Regions from separate parts of the Homo sapiens genome. Here region 1 is linked to region 2. Evidence: read pairs that join two places in POLR2A ChIA-PET (ENCODE). Cell type or tissue: MCF 10A. All regions are shown on one strand.

Region 1 (8,000 bases), 91 kb after region 2:
AGGGCATTGTGGTGAGATTCACAGTTCCTTCCTGGAGGAGAAAGTGGATCTGTCATGGTAAACAGCAGGGTCAGCCTTTTGGCCATGTAACCACTGCAACAGCACAGGGGTTTCATGCCGTGTGGTTGCAGGCCTGCAATTCGTAATGATTGTCGTTTAGGACCTGTGTTTTGTGAGTGAAAGCTCATGGAACCGTGCAGCATGCACAGGGGCTTGCTTGGCCCCCTGTGGTCCTTCTGCTGCTGCCTCCCTGGGATGCCTCCTCTGGTGCTGGCTCCCCTGTTCCCTGGCACCATGTCCCATTTGGCTTCCCTTTTCCCCTCTCTCCCAGCAACCTTGGCCATCTTCCTGCCCAGTGGGGGCCTGAGGCAGGTGTGGGGACAGGAAAGGCTGGCAGACATGTTCCATATACCTTGGCCCAGGACATGGAGGTGTCTGTCCCCAGTTCAAGATGGTAGCTGCTGGTGACCCAGCACAGGGAAGCTTCTGGTTTACCCCTTATCCAGAAAGTGATCTTGGTCTTGGCCCACAGGTGTCATCCCTTGGGAGGAACCATGAACTGGAGTTCTGGTCCTATGGGAAGGGGAGAGTTCCTGCCTTGCCCCAGCTCAGGGATGGTACGTCAATGTGATGGCTGGGAGAAGGGCGCCCCCTCCTAGTAGCAGGATGGGGTCCACAGGAGCCTGAGATGATCTGTGCCCACAGGGCGACATCCCTGTCTCCATGAAGAAGATTTTAATGTCTTCTAATGTCTTAATTGGCTATTTAATAGCCAATTAAAAAAAAACCACCATGGCAAGTAAAGAGAAAAAGAGAGAGACAGAGGGAGAGAGGAAATGATCTGTATCGTAGTATCTATAACAGCACTCATTTTCTGCTTTTTGAGCAAGGAGCCCTGAATTTTCACTTCACACTGGGCTACAAATTATGCAGCTGGCCCTGGTGAGCACGGCCTTGGGGACCTTGACCAACAAAGCTGGCCTTGCCACTTCATCTTATTCTCTTTTAACAAAATGGTTATAGTCAAACTATGCACTCAGAGCAGCAGCCAGCCAACCCTGGTGACTGACCTGGTGCCTAGTGGAAAGCACAGACACGCTTCCTTCCCAGATTTAGTCCTGTCTCCAGAAGTTGCCTGGGAGATGCTTCAGGGAGCAGAAACACTGCAGTGAACATTGGCCAATGGCTTCTTTCAAGATGATCATTTCAAGTCGAGACCCTGATTTTGCTTTCTGAATGGAGGTTGGTAGAGAGGCAAAGGGCTAAACTCCTTCAAGTAGTGGGTAAGAAGGTTCTACACCAACTGCCTGAGCTCAGCCACGGTGGAGCGGGGAGGCACCCATCATGGGCCAGAATCAAGCACAACTCTTACTTGTAATATCTCCTGGATTATCAGCAGCAGTGGAAGACGAGGGAGTAGGGGAGACAGAGTAGATAAACAATGCTTTGATCTGAGTCCATAAAAATGCATGGAATCTTTCAGGCTGAACTTCTTTCCTTTCTTTCTCTTTTAATGGACCTCAGGTGCACAGCATTGACTTGACCACACTCCTACATTCAAAGCAAACTTAGACCCATGAAAAGCCCTTCTTTTGCCTTCTTTTATTTTACTTTTCTCCTCTTTAGTTCTAACCCTCCACCCCACACACCCCACCCCACCCACCCTTCGGCACTTTGCCACATTCATGAGGTGGCTATCATCCATCCCCTCATGTATGAATTTATACATATTTATATTTACAGAAAATATGCTTTGTTCTTTTGTGGTTTGTTGTTTCAAATAATGTCAACATAGCATTACAATATCAATCTCTTCCTTTTACTCACTTTCGCACTTAACAGTATGTTTTTGAGGCGTAATCATTGGCTCTCTGCAGACAGAGTTTCTGGCTTCCGATTGCTGCAAGAAATCTGGTGCTGTTAAGAGCTCACATTGACTGTCCCTCTAGTGAGGACACCTCGGCCACCCAGCAGAAGCAGCGCCATGATGAATATCCTGAGACATGCTCCTTTGTGCACAGAGGTGCATATTTCTTTTGATATACACACATATACATATATATAGATATGCAAAGATGTGTAATATGATATTTCTCTCCTGAATTTCACTTAACACTGCCTGGCTGCTTTCCAAATGGCTGCACTAGTCCACACACCAACGAGCTCCCATTCCTCCCACATCCTCACCACCAATTGCTTTTTCTCCAGCATTCTAGCTCCGGCCAACTGGTGCGGGGAATTTGTATTTCTCTGATATTTTAATCTGTACTGCTCTCATTGCTGGTGAGGTTGAGAATCTCTTCATATGCTCATTAGCCTTTGAGCTTCTCCCTCTGTGACAGGCCTGCTCGTATGCATCGCCTATTTTTCTATTGTATTAATCTTCTTTTTCTGTGTGATTTACAAAAGTTCTTTATGGTTTCTGAATACCAGGCTTTTGTCAGGTATAGAAAGCGCCTGGAATCCCAGCACTTTGGGAGGATGAGGTGGGTGGATCACGAGGTCAGGAGATTGAGACCATCCTGGCTAACACAGTGAAACCCCATCTCTACTAAAAATACAAAAAATTAGCCAGGCGTGGTGGCATGCATCTGTAGTCCCAGCTACTTGGGAAGCTGAGGCAGGAGAATCACTTGAACCCGGGAGGCAGAGGTTGCAGTGAGCTGAGATCGCACCACTGCACTCCAGCCTGGGCGACACAGTAAGACTCGGTCCACAAAAAAAAAAAAAAAAAAAGAAAAGAAAAAGAAAAAGAAAATGGATATGTTTTCTCCTGTCTGTTCATCCAGTCTCTGTTGCTAGTTACTGAACAGAAATCTTTAGTAAAGCCAGTGACATCATTTTTCTTGTGTTTTTTTTGGACTTTTTTTAATAAAGATTTTCCTCATCAAGACTCTAAAGATATTCTTCTGCATTTTCTCCCAGTTTTATAGTTTTAAAGCTTTCTTCTAGCTTTATAACTTTGCCTTTATAGTTAGGCATGTAATGAATTGGGAGTCTTAAAAATTTTAATTTTGTGGAGTACTGGATTGGGTTTCTATGATTCTATTTCACACCAACAGAAAAAGTGGGAATGAATCACCAGGGAAAGGGCTGGGACATGGCCACTGCCCCAGAGTTTAGTGTGCAACCCTTCGTCCAGCTCAGAGGATCCGGAGCCTCTTCCCTCAGCCACACAAATGTGCTACGTGTCAAATGGCTCATGTGTTTGGGAAGCCAGTGGGTGTGTGAGGAGGGAGGTAGCACAGAGGAGATGGTGCTGAGCTATAGGAGGAAGGCATGGCTGGGCTTTATTTTGAGGCAGAGGATAGCACCAGAAGCCGTTTTATTTATTTATTATTTATTTTTGAGAGGGAGTCTCACTCTATTGCCCAGGCTGGAGTGCAGTGGTACAATCTCGGCTCACTGTAACCCCCGCCTCCTGGGTTCAAGTGATTCTCCTGCCTCAGCCTCCCAAGTAGCTCAGATTACAGGTGTCCGTCATCATGGCTGGCTAATTTTTGTATTTTAGTAGAGATGGGGTTTCACCATGTTGGTCAGGCTGGTCTCAAACTTCTGACCTCAAATGATCCACCTGCCTTGGCTTCCCAAAGTGCTGGGATTACAGGTGTGAGCCACCACGCCCGGCCTCCAGAAGCATTTTAATCAGGAGCTTGGCAAGGAAGGAAGGATGTGTCACAGCGCCCTGGTGCCGGAAGCGTGGTATGGGGGTGGCTGGGTTGGGGGAATGGATAGTTCAGGAGACCACTCAGGAGTTGGGTGCTGTGTTCAGGTGGGCACTGGTGAGGGCTTGAAAGAAAGGATGAAAGCTGGAGGACACAATTTCATGGTATTTGGGAAGTGAGAGCACCACCACCACCAACAGTGTATCTTGGCAATGAACTCGACGCAGACAGTGAGGGAGAGGCCGTAACCTAGGCTGACTCAGAGATTCCTGGGCAGGGCACCTGGTAGATGGCTGTCACCCACCGCTATGGAATGAGAACGCAGAACATGAACCGTTTTGGAAGTGGGTGGAGGATATTGCTGGGTTTCTGTCTTGGTCTGTCTGGTTGAGCTGCTGTCACAAATGTGCCAAAGCCCGAGTGGCTTAAGCAACACACATTTATTGCTCACAGTTCTGGGGGCTGGACATCCCAAGTCAAGGTGCAGCAGATCTGGTGTCGGGTGGGGGTGCACTTCCTGGTTTACAGAGGGCATCTTCTTACTGCGTCCTTATATGGCATAGAGAGCAAGCCCTTGGCTCTTCATCCCTTTATGGGGAACCACTCCCATCACGAGGGATCCAGTCCCACGACCTCATCCAAACACAATTGCCTCCCAAAGGCCCTGCCTCCAAATGCCACTACATTAGGGCCTTAATGTACGAATTTGGGGGTGGGGAGAAGAAGCCTTCAGTCCCGGGCAGTGTCCTACCTAGCACAGATTCTCTCCTCCAAGCACTGATTCTCTCCTACTTAGCACGGATTCTCTTCTACCCTTCAGAACAGTCCTCACATTCTAGTCTGGGTAGTCACCTTGTCCACTATGCTCCCTGTGCTTTGGGGAAGCTGACTCCAGGTCTAAGTTTCAAGGGGGCCTCTGAGAGTCTTAAGTGAATCCTCCATCCTTGCCTGCTGTGATGAGCTCATGAGGGTGTGGTCTAAGTCGGCGCAATCAGAGAAGACCTTAGGACTTCTGCTTGACTCTTGAAGCAGAAACATGGGCTCATTCTCATGCTCTGTTATCTCTTCCTGTCCTTTTCTCTCTGTCTCTCCTCCCTCTCCCTTCTTCTCTCTCCTCCCCTCTCTCTCCCCACCCCCACCTCTCTGTCTTTCTGTCTCTGTGTTTTCTCTCTCCTTCTCTGTCTTTTTTTTTTTCTCTTCTCTCTTCTCTCTCTCTCTGGAGGTGGAGAAGAAAGGAGGCCCATCCTGGATAGCCATCCTGGGAGCAGGCAGAGAGCCAGCCTGAGGATGAGGCTGAGGTCATCGAAGACACAACAGATAAGTGGCAGAAACCAGGGCTTTGGGGGCATGATTATCCTACCAGAGGAAACCAGCTCTGAAGCCTGCTGATCTCCAGTTCCTGTTCTGTAAGCCAAAAATCCCCCTTAGAATTCAAATTTATTTGAACTGAGTGTCTGTTAATTGCTACTGGAAGCATACTGTCTGACACAGAAGAGGAGAATTCTGGTTTTGAAATAATGAGCATGAACTGGGACACTGAAGTAGAGACAGTGGTCCAGGTAATACAAAATTTCCACGACAGAGGGAAGAGAAGCATGCCAACTCTTGCCAGCAGACGGTGGTTTGTACAAGTGGCTTCAAAACCTTAGGAGCAGGCTGCAGGAGTGACTCCTGGAGCAAGTCCACAGAGCCAGTGTAGAAAAGGAGGTGCAGGGTACCCCAGTCAGGGAGCTGGAGTCACGCAGCCCACCTGACCACTGGCTCCAGCGTCTCCACCCTTAGCTATGATTCAGGGACCATGGGGTCCAGCATCCTGCCTGCCACACCTACAGCAACCAGTGGATACTTCCTGCACTGCTACCTTTTGCCCACATGACTGAGCTCCGAATTGCATTGCGTGGGGACTGATTGGTAGCATTTAAGTTGTATCTGCAACTCTCGCTGCTGAGGATGCAGTGTTGGGTGTTCTGCCTGTGCAGTACAGAGCTCTTCTCAGGAGGTGGTGAGTCAGCCCATCTGCACTTCCCGCAGGGCTGTGGGAGAGTTAGGGCAAAGAGCTGGGACTAGCAGGGCCCTGGGCAGGAATGAGCACTCCCCACGCAGAGACTGTGGGAGGCCACAAACACAGAGAGAGGCCAACTTCGGCAGAGTGGCCAAAGGAGAGGTGCAGGGAAGGCGGCAGGCAAGAGTGGGCAGAGCCACGCACGGCCAAGTGTCCTGGGATGGGGGGGCACCACGTTTCCAGGAGGGACTATGTCACCCTGCCAATGCCGTGGGAGGGCAAGGAGAAGATCTGAAAAATTCAACTTCATCAGTACCATGTGCCAGTGCATGGAGATGTATAGTGAAAGCTATTGCACTCTATTTTTTTTTTTTTTTTTTTTGAGATGGAGTCTTACTCTGTCACCCAGGCTGAAGTGCAGTGGTGCGATCTCGGCTCACTGCAACCTCTGACTCCCTGGTTCAAGCAATTCTCCTGTCTCAGCCTCCCGAGTAGCTGGGATTACAGGCACGTGCCACCAAGCCCAGCTAATTTTTTTTGTATTTTTAGTAGAGACAGGGTTTCACCATGTTGGCCAGGATGATCTCGATCTCCTGATCTCGTGATCCGCCTGCCTCAGCCTCCCATCGTGCTGGGATTACAGGCGTGAGCCACGGCACCTGGCCCTTGCGCTCTATTTTTATTGAAATTCCATGTCTATTTGTTTTAGCAGCTGGTAGGCTTCTGGTGGCCCTCATCAGAACCCTCAGGCTTAGGTGAGTGGTAGAAATAGAGGCTGGTTACTGGGTGCCTCAGGTGGGTATGCAGGCAATGTAGACAGCAGGTGTAGACAGTGTGGAAATGAGTGGGTGGAGAGGGAGCCACAGAGGACATCACACATTCGGTGCCTACTTCCAAGTGTGAGAGAAGCTCCCTTGGAGAGATGCCTGCATCCCTAGGGCCCAGGGCCCCGGCGACATTTGCCAGTGCTCTGGTGTTTCGAACGTCCATGGTGCAGACTAAGACCGTATGTGGCACAGGAGATGCCACCCTGAGTGAGGAGAGGAAGGAAGGTCACGACCTGGGGTTCCGCAGTCTGACAGGACTGAGGTCACACCTGTCCCTGGAGCCAAGTGCAGCTTTTCACTCGGCCACACAGCACATTCTCTGGGAAGGGATCATGGGATCACTGTCAGCTGTCAAAGCAGCAACGCCTGCTCAAGGCTCAGCCCTCTCCAGATCACTGTTCCTGTCTTACCTTCCAAAGTCTGGCCAATCAACCTCAAAACAGTGCACTGTTAGGGCCCAGCCTAGCTAATGGTAGATCCCACTTGGAGGGGTGAAAAGAACCGGGAGCCCATGCCAGGAAACTCTCAGTTGCTCGTGATATCCCTTCTACTACTCAGGTGAGCATGGACTCTCAGCAGGGCCAGCACTTTCAGCTCCTTCTAGCAGAAGTGACTCTGTGGAAGATGGCTGAACACATCCGGCTGGGAACCCCTGTGGGATATTAGGTCACCCTGGCTGGCTCAGGCTTCCTGGGTGTGAATGTGACTGAGTGTGGTGCAGGATGCGGGGCAAACAGAAAACAGCGGCCAGGGAAACCCTTTACAGACACCTGCATAAATCAGGCACAGGCCCACAGATTGCTTTTATTTGCCAGGTTGAAAAATTTGAAACTTGGAGAGGGGAAAATGTTTCTTCTGTGGGCATTTACACTGGGAAAAGAGATGGGCTAGCATCCTTTAAAAGGATTTGGTCCCCATGTTGGGCTCCTCTGTGCCTCTTTTCAGGGCTCTGAGGATGCTCTAGCTGTCTGCCTAGCTGAGGTTAGCAAGGTCCCGGAAGCCGGGTCTCTTCTGAGGCCCTGGCTTTTCTAGGGGCAGAGCAAGGGCTGGCCATCTGGAGTCTGTCCTGTGCCCCCCTCAAAGGTCCAGCTCTTCTCATCTGACCTGGCCTTTATGACCCGGCAGGGCAGGGGCTGCAGACACACAGGGGGCAGCCCAAGTTGGATCCACCTGCCCAGGTGCACTTTGCCATGCCTTGGGGTTCTCAGCTTAAACTCGTGTCTAGCCTGCCTTCCACAGTCACACTGGGTTTCTGCTGATGATGCCCAGCATGCCCCAGCAGACACACACATGAGCTGACTCCGGACCATCTGCTTGGCCAGTGGTTTCCACCAGTGCTGGAAACCAGGCACTTGTGGATTTCAACAGTTGTATTAGTCCATTGCCTTTGTGCACTTCGGCAGAAAACAAAAATGCTTTTTCTAAGTTATTACCTGTATTACATTCCTTTGATTCCTGGCAACCACAGAGTTAGATGGTATCAACACCTCTTCATTTCTTTCCTAT
Region 2 (8,000 bases):
AGGTCAAGGCCAGCCTTCACACCCATGTGATTGGCCCCCATCCCATTGTCTAATGGGAAATGACTGTGCAATGTTGGGCCTAATGTCATGATATGTGCAAAATGTGCCCCTAAACTTCCTCTGCAGAATGAACCTGTGCTGGAACCCCTCACAGCACATACTCTCAAACTTCGCACACATTGATGCATATCCTAACAACTAACATTTTCATGACATCTACTATTTACGGAGAACATTCCCATGTTCTACCTTCTGTAATTCTCCAATCAACTCTGTGTGCCTGGCATTCTGATAAGCACTGCACATGAATGACTACACTTAATCCCTTACAACTCTATGACATATGTACTATTTTTTAAATTTTTAAATTTAATTAATTAATATTATTATTTTTGAGCTGGAGTCTTGCTCTGTCACCCAGGCTGGAGTGCAATGGCATGATCTTGGCTCACTGCAACCTCTGCCTCCTGGGTTCAAGCCATTCTCCTGCCTCAGCGTCCTGAGTAGCTGGGATTACAGGTGTCCACCACCACGCCTGGCTAATTTTTGTATTTTTAGTAGAGACGGGGTTTCACCATCTTGTCCAGGCTGGTCTTGAACTCCTGACCTTGTGATCCACCTGCCACAACCTCCCAAAGTGCTGGGATTACAGGCGTGAGCTACCGCGCCCGGCCTGACATATGTACTATTTTAACCCATCACCCGAGTAACACACAAAGCTGGAAGCATCACTTATCTGACTTCAAATTATATTATCAAAACGTTATGGTACTGGTATAAAAGTAGACATATAGATCAATAGAATAGAATAGAAAACCCAGAAATAAAGCCACATGTTTTCAGCCAACTGATGTTTGACAAAGCCAACACTGGGGAAAGGACACTCTTTTAAATAAATGGTATTGGGAAAATTAGATGGTTCATATAGAATAATGCAACTGGACCCCTATCCCTCAGCATATACAAAAATCACCTTAAAATGGATTAAAGACTTAAGTATAAGACCTGAAACTATAACAATCCTGGAAGAAAACGCAAGTAAAATGCTTCTAGGCTTTGGTTTAGGCAAAGAGTTTATAACTGAGACCTCAAAAGCACGGGCAACACAACCAAAAATAGACGAATGGGCCTCAGTTAAACTAAAACACCTGTATTCTTAATCACTAGGTTATTCTGCCTCCTTGTGAGAAAACAGGTTCAGAGAGAAGTATCAGCATAACCATAGGCAAGTGGAAGAAAGCAGGAGATAGCACCAGTCATCCTGCCTCATGCTTCTTATTCCAACCCTGCAATTCTTAGCACAATGCTGTGGAGTATTCGTATGGAACAAATAGACATTGCAAATGCCTTCTAGCAGGCTCTCTGCTCCCCATAATGCCCCTCTGGGCTCTGTTCCCCACACGGCAGCCACAGTGACCCTCCTAACACTGACCCACATCACAGCTCCCCTCTGACCCAGTAAGCTCAAGCCAACATCCTTGCAGGGCCCTAAAGAGAGGTCTCTTTGGTTACATCTTCCCCTCTCCTCTCCCTGCTCCCACTGCTCCCGGCCACACTGACCACTCTGGGCATCATTAAACATGGCAAGCAGAAATCCACCTCCATAGCCTCTTTGCTTCCTGTTGCTCTGCCAGGAAGGCTCTTCCCACAGATACCTGTGACACTTGTTCCTTCACCTCTTTCAAGTTTCTGCTCAGCTATCTTTTCTCAACTGTGCTCTCCCAGAGAGGCTTCCCCTAAAGTCCCATTACTCTCCACTCTCTTTACCCACTATTTTCCTTATCATTTATTGCCACCGGACATGTTTTTTCCTTTTATTTTTACTTGGCATGTAATAATTGTACATATTTATGGGACGCAAAGAGATATTTTGATACATGCATGCAATGTGCAATGTTTAGATCCAAGTAATTAGTAATTAGCATATTCATCACCTTGAACATTGATCATTTCTCTGTGTTGTGAACATTCAAAATCCTCTCCTCTAGCTTTTTTTGAAAATGTACACTAAATTATTGTTAACCATATTAGCCTTACAGTGCTACAGTACACTAGAAGCATTCCTCCATCTAGGCATAATTTTGCAGCCATTAACCAACCTCTCCTATCCTCCCTCCCTCCTACCCTTTCCAACCTCAAATGACCTCAATTCTACTCTCTACTTCTATGAGCTTATTTTTTTCTCCCACATATGCATGAGAACATGCATTTATTTTTCCATGCCTGACTTATTTTGCTTAATATAATGTCCTCTAGGCTCATCCATGTTGCTGCAAATGACAGGATTTCTTACTTTTTTATGGCTGAATAGTACTCCTTTTGTGTGTGTGTGTGTGTGTGTGTGTGTGTATATATATATCACACTCAAATGTGATATGTATGTATATCACATTTACTTTACCTATTCATCTGTTCATGAACATTTGGCCACCTGACATATATTCACTTATTGCTCTCTTATTTTTGTCAAACATAAGCTTTTTGAGTGCAAAAACTTAGTCTGTTGGCTTCTTTTGTTGTTCATTGATATATCCCTAATGCCTAAAATAGTATGTGGCACACAGAAGGTGTTCAATAAATATTGGCTGAATTAATACATAAGCAATAGTCTAGATAGAAGCATATAGGGCATAGCACAGTCTACTCAGTATAGTGCCTAGCACTTGATAAGAACTAAAAGCAAATATTTATATATGTAAAAATAGATGGGACTTGAAATATTAATTCTATTTCCTATTTTGTGTAATCAGCAGAAAAGAATGTTATAAGAGCTTGTCCGATTTGGTTTGGTTTTAAATTAGCAATTCAGCAGCAAAGAGGGAAGCCAATGATAATAGCCAAAGCCAAGCCAGAAGTCTGGGAACACATCACATGCCGGTGAAGACAGCAAAGACGTCACTGGTGTACAGCAATCATCAACCTTGCATTGCCAATAGCAGCTGTGGGCTGTAGGTTTTGTGGGAGAGCCCTGTCCAGCTGAGAAGGAAGATGGAAGAAGGCTGGGAGCTCACAGTGGTTTAGGCAACTCTGCAGGATTGATGCACCCCCACAGCCTCTAAGCTGGAGTGTCTGAGATCTGAGGATGCAAAGCTCACTCCTAACTCATTCATGGACTTCAAAATGACTTAAGAAATATCTCCCGGAAACTCAAACTTAGAGCCTCATCCTTTTCATGCAGTTTAGAACTCATTAGGCCATTTGACCTAATCACAAGGTAAGCAGGCAGAATAATATCTAACTTTGACCTAAAAGAACCAAATTAGAGAATGATTTGCTCTTGGTTTAAAATTCAGTTCATGGTTCTTTTTACTGTTCTTTGTGACAACCTCGGTTTCAACACATCTTGGCTATGCATCTTGGTGTGCTGCCAACTCAGCCACCTCCCTTTTCTTTTACAATATTTTCCTTCAAATTGATTGTAGTTTTATTGGAGGAAAGCCAAATAAATATGGGCTCATTGTCTTCACATTATTTCTTATGTTATTTTCCTAATAGATGAGCTCATATGGAGCCTTAGAAATTCAGAGAAGTTTGGCTTCAGGGTAAATTTGTTAGCTCAAATACCATAGACCAGGCATTCAGAAAAAGGCCAATTTTATCCCATCCACCATTTTTCTTCGATGTCCCAAAAAATGCATTTGCTTCTAAAATAAATAAACTATACAAAAAAATTAAAATACAAACATCAATCCATCTCATTGCTTTCTCTTACATAAAACATTTTCCTCTGGGGTGTTTTAAGAAAACGCCTTGGAACAAATTTGATTCTCTGAGTAAATATCATGGTTAGAGCATAAATGTGAAAGAACTTTTGGGAGACTATGGCAGCCCCAGTATGTGAGATCAGGCAGTTGGTAAGAAGAGGCAGAGATTAAATGAATTTACAAGTACAACAGCTACTAAGCAAAGAACTCTTCTAAACAGAAAGTGGGAAATTGCCTCCTTCAGACTTGAGAAAATCTTCTGTAGGGCTCTTGGCAAATATCCAGTTTGAAACGAACTAACTTCTTTAACTTCAAACAGCCTCTCACCAAGCTTGTTTTTCTTTCTTCTTCTATTCTCCCAAACAGAATGACTTCCTTCACTCTTAAACTGTTCCCCTCTGGCACTCCTAATTAATTTAATCTAAGCTTCTCTTAAAGGCTACTCACCTCTGTTCTCCTGCAGCCATTCCCTTTCCTCTTGCCAACACTCTCCTTCTATGCTTCTTGGGTTCATTATTATCTTTCCTGTCACTGAAAAACATTTACAAGGAGGTACTTTTTGTATCAATAGACTTAAGAGATCCATCAGTTGGAGACCGTGTTATTCAAAACAAAACCATCACAAAAGTCTGGCAAGAGAAAAACCTATCCTCTCTCAGCGCTGGTGCCATTCCTTGAGGAGCCACTGGGTCAGAACTGAGCGTCTTCCGATGACTCAACCTCAGCTGGAGAAGAGTAGCTAGAAACCAATCCAAGGACAAGCCCAAGGTTTGTTAACAGATGCAAATCCTTTACCTTCCTTGTAGCTCTTCTCTGATCTCCCAATACGAGCTCAAACAGATGAAATGTGGGTACAACTCAGGGATGTTGCCAACAACAACCATTGCAACACAAAGGCAAATGCTCCGTGACACTTTCTTCATGCCCTCCTTGCTGGCAATACAAGACTGGTCATGAGCTTCCTTCATTTCTTTGTCAGAGGCCGCCAGCTGCGGGCTATGGGCTGTGGCATCCTAAAGAACAGGGTCTGACAAAAGACATGATTTTTTTTACTTGTAAAATGAAGAGGAGTACTAAGCCAATTCTGCAGATAATTCAGCCAACTTCTCCTCTCACAACCCACACCCAGGTGCTTTGGCCCACCTCTCCTAAAGCAAAATGGCTAAAGTCTATGAAGTATGACAGAATAATTCTTGAAAAACAATGCAGAGAGCTACCTAAAACAAACAAACAAAAAAAACCACATCGTGGCTTGAAAGGTAACTTTCTTCTCAGTTGATTGGTTATCTTCCTTGGGATATGCCTAGGCCAGTTTACCAACTGCCACCTATAAACCACTTCCCTCCTGACTTGTTACCAAATGAGAAGACTCTACCATCTTCCTGTTCTAAGAACCACCATTGGTTCCTCAGTGAATATTTTCCTGCCCCTCTTGTCCCCGCCTCATTCCTTTTTGATTACACCTATATTTACAATTTTCTTTGCCTGTCATTCCTTCTTATATTTCGAATTTCCTGTTTGGTATACATCTTTTAGAATTTTATTTAGTAAATGTCTATTGGTGGAAAACTTTTAGTTTATCTGTCTTTATCTTGCCCTCATTTTTGATATATTTTAAAAATAATTTCAACTTTCATTTTAGATTCAAGGGGTACATATGCAGGTTTGTTACATGGGTATACTGTGTCATGCTGAGGTTTGGGATACGAATTATTCTGTCACCCAGATAATGAGCATGGTACCCAACAGTTAGTTTTTCAACATTGCCCCCCTCCCTGCCTTTCCCCTATAGTTGCCCCCAGTATCTGTGGTTGCCATCTTCATGTCCATGAGACCCAATATTTAGCTCCCACTTATAAGTGAGAACATGCAGTATTTGGTTTTCTGTTTCTCAGTTAATTCACTTAGGATAATGGCATCTAGCTGCATCCATGTTGCTCCAAAGAACATGATGCCATTCTTTTTATGGCTGCATAGTATTCTGTGATGTATATGTTCCATATTTTTTTTTTATTGAATCCACTGCAGATGAGCATGTGGGTTGATTCAATGTCTTTGCTATTGTGAATAACGCTGCCATGAACATATGAATGCATGTGTTCTTTTTGGTAGAATGAGCTATTTTTCTTTGGGTATATACCCAGTAGTAGGATTGCAGGGTCATATGGTAGTTCTGTTTTAAGTTCTTTGAGAAATCTCCAAACTGCTTTCCACAGTGACTGAACGAATCTCATTCCCACCAGGAGTGTATACTCATTCCCTTTTTTTCCACAGCCTCACCAACGTCTGTTGTTTTTCACTGTTTTTGACTTTTTATTTTTTTTTTGGAGATAGAGTCTCACTCTGTTTTCCAGGCTGCAGTGCAGTGACGTAATCTCGGCTCACTGCAACCTCCACCTCCTGGTTCAAGTGATTGATTCTCCTGCCTCAGCCTCCCGAGTAGCTGGGATTACAGGCATGCACCACAATGCCTGGCTAATTTGGTATTTTTAGTAGAGACAGGGTTTCACCATGTTGGCCAGGCTGGTCTTGAACTCCTGACCTCAAGTCATCTGCCTGACTCAGCCTCCCAGAGTGCTGGGATTACAGATGTGATCTACTGTGCCCAACCTTTACTCTTTAACAGTAGCCATTCTGACTGGTGTAAGATTGTATGTCGTTGTGGTTTTAATTTGCACTTTTCAAATGATTAGTGATATTGAGCATTTTTTCATGTTTTTTTGGCCACTTACATGTCTTCTTTTGAAGAATACCTGTTCATGTCCTTTGCCCACTTTTTAATGGGGTTGTTTTTGGCTTGTTTATCTATTTAAGTTTCTTACAGATTCTGAGTATTAGACCTTTATCAGATGTATAGTTTGTGAATATTTTCTCCTATTCTGTAGGCTGTTTACTCTGTTGATAGTTTCTTTTGCTGTGCAGACACTTTTTAGTTTAAATAGGCTCCACTTTTCAATTTTTGTTTTCATTGCAATTACTTTCGAGAACTTAGTCATAAATTCTTTAGCAAGGCCAACGTCCAGAATGGTGTTTTCTAGCTTTTTTTTTTTTTTAACATCCTTATAGTTTGAGGTCTTACATTTAAATCTTTAATCCATCTTGAGTTAATGTTTGTATATGGTGAAAGATATGGGTCCAGTTTCCTTCTTCTGCATATGGCTAGCCAGGTATCCCGGCACCATTTATTGAATAGGGAGTTCTTTCCCCATTGAACAGTATATTTTCTGTATAGAATTATAAGATGCGCGTTGTTTTCTTGCAGCTAATTGAAGACATTATTTCTATTGCCTTCCGGCTCTCATTGCAACTGTTAAGAAGTCATTGATAAATCAGGTATTAGTCTCTCACTCCTTTGAAGATAATGATTTTGGGTGTGGATTTTTTTGGCTGCTTTTAAGATCTTCTATATTTTCAGTTTCTGCAATTTCAACAAAATGGGTCTAAAACTGGATTTATTATTATTTGTCATACATAGAATTAGTCTACTTCAATCTGTGGACTGGCATCTTTAATCAGTTCTAGAACATCCTCAGGCATTATTTTTATAAATATTGCCTTTGCCTCATTGTCTGTCTCCTCTTTTTCCGAAACCTTGATTCTATATATGGTAGACCTTCTTGGTCTATTCTCCACATCTCTGAGCTTCTCATTTTATAAATCTCTTATGTTTGTGTGCTTCATTCTGGTTAATTTGTTTTGTCTTTCAGTATACCAACTGTCTCTTCATCTGGGTTTAATATGTTGTTATACATATCCATTACATTTTAAATTTATTGAAAACTTTCCAGAAGTTCTACTTTTTAGACCTCAACAGCCTTAAAATATGTTTTTCCATTTCTAACATACATGTTAGAGCTTGACTTTTATTGTGTTAAATGTGATTGCTACATGGTCAATAAAGTTTGCATATGATAATTCTAATATTCCTGATGCTATGATTAGTTCTCCAGGGCCTCTTTCCCACCCTGAAGCTCCCTGTAGTCAGAGCTGCCTCTGCTCTCTTTTCTTCGTTTCTATAACTCTAGGGTCTAGCATAGTCTCCAGAACATGTTCAGCCCCAAGTAATATGTTATTGAATTGAATTGAATTGTTGCCTTTTTCAGGAGAATCAGGAGTGATCTCTGCCACCTCCAGTAAGTTTATTCCTGATGTTACCCTGACACCCAATAGTCAGACTGTCCTACCTTCAACTCTGTCATGGCTCACAAATGACTATCACACTTCTAGGGGATCCACAGAGTGAGGCTGAGAGCTGTCAGGACCTCAAAGAACTCTAAAAACCTGGCTGGAGTATTG

The links. ChIA-PET counts read pairs that join two places held together with the same protein. Peaks named below come from ENCODE experiments on the same cell type or tissue, not always from the same donor. Only the 100,000 strongest peaks of a DNase experiment are listed, where the experiment ranks them.
Region 1: POLR2A ChIA-PET joins it to region 2 with 12 read pairs; 3 of 35 experiments call an interaction of 5 or more read pairs at or near these places.

What each region holds. Positions count from the first base shown.
Region 1 is chr1:232,379,709-232,387,708 of GRCh38, forward strand. No RefSeq gene overlaps it. Among named protein-coding and RNA genes, the nearest start is that of SIPA1L2, 250 kb to the right of the region's middle. RefSeq lists an enhancer at 1-264. In MCF 10A, no CTCF peak of the experiment used is centred here; DNase peaks (open chromatin) are centred at 3,973 and 5,683.
Region 2 is chr1:232,288,512-232,296,511 of GRCh38, forward strand. No RefSeq gene overlaps it. Among named protein-coding and RNA genes, the nearest start is that of SIPA1L2, 340 kb to the right of the region's middle. In MCF 10A, a CTCF peak has its summit at 4,396; DNase peaks (open chromatin) are centred at 2,970, 3,360 and 4,500.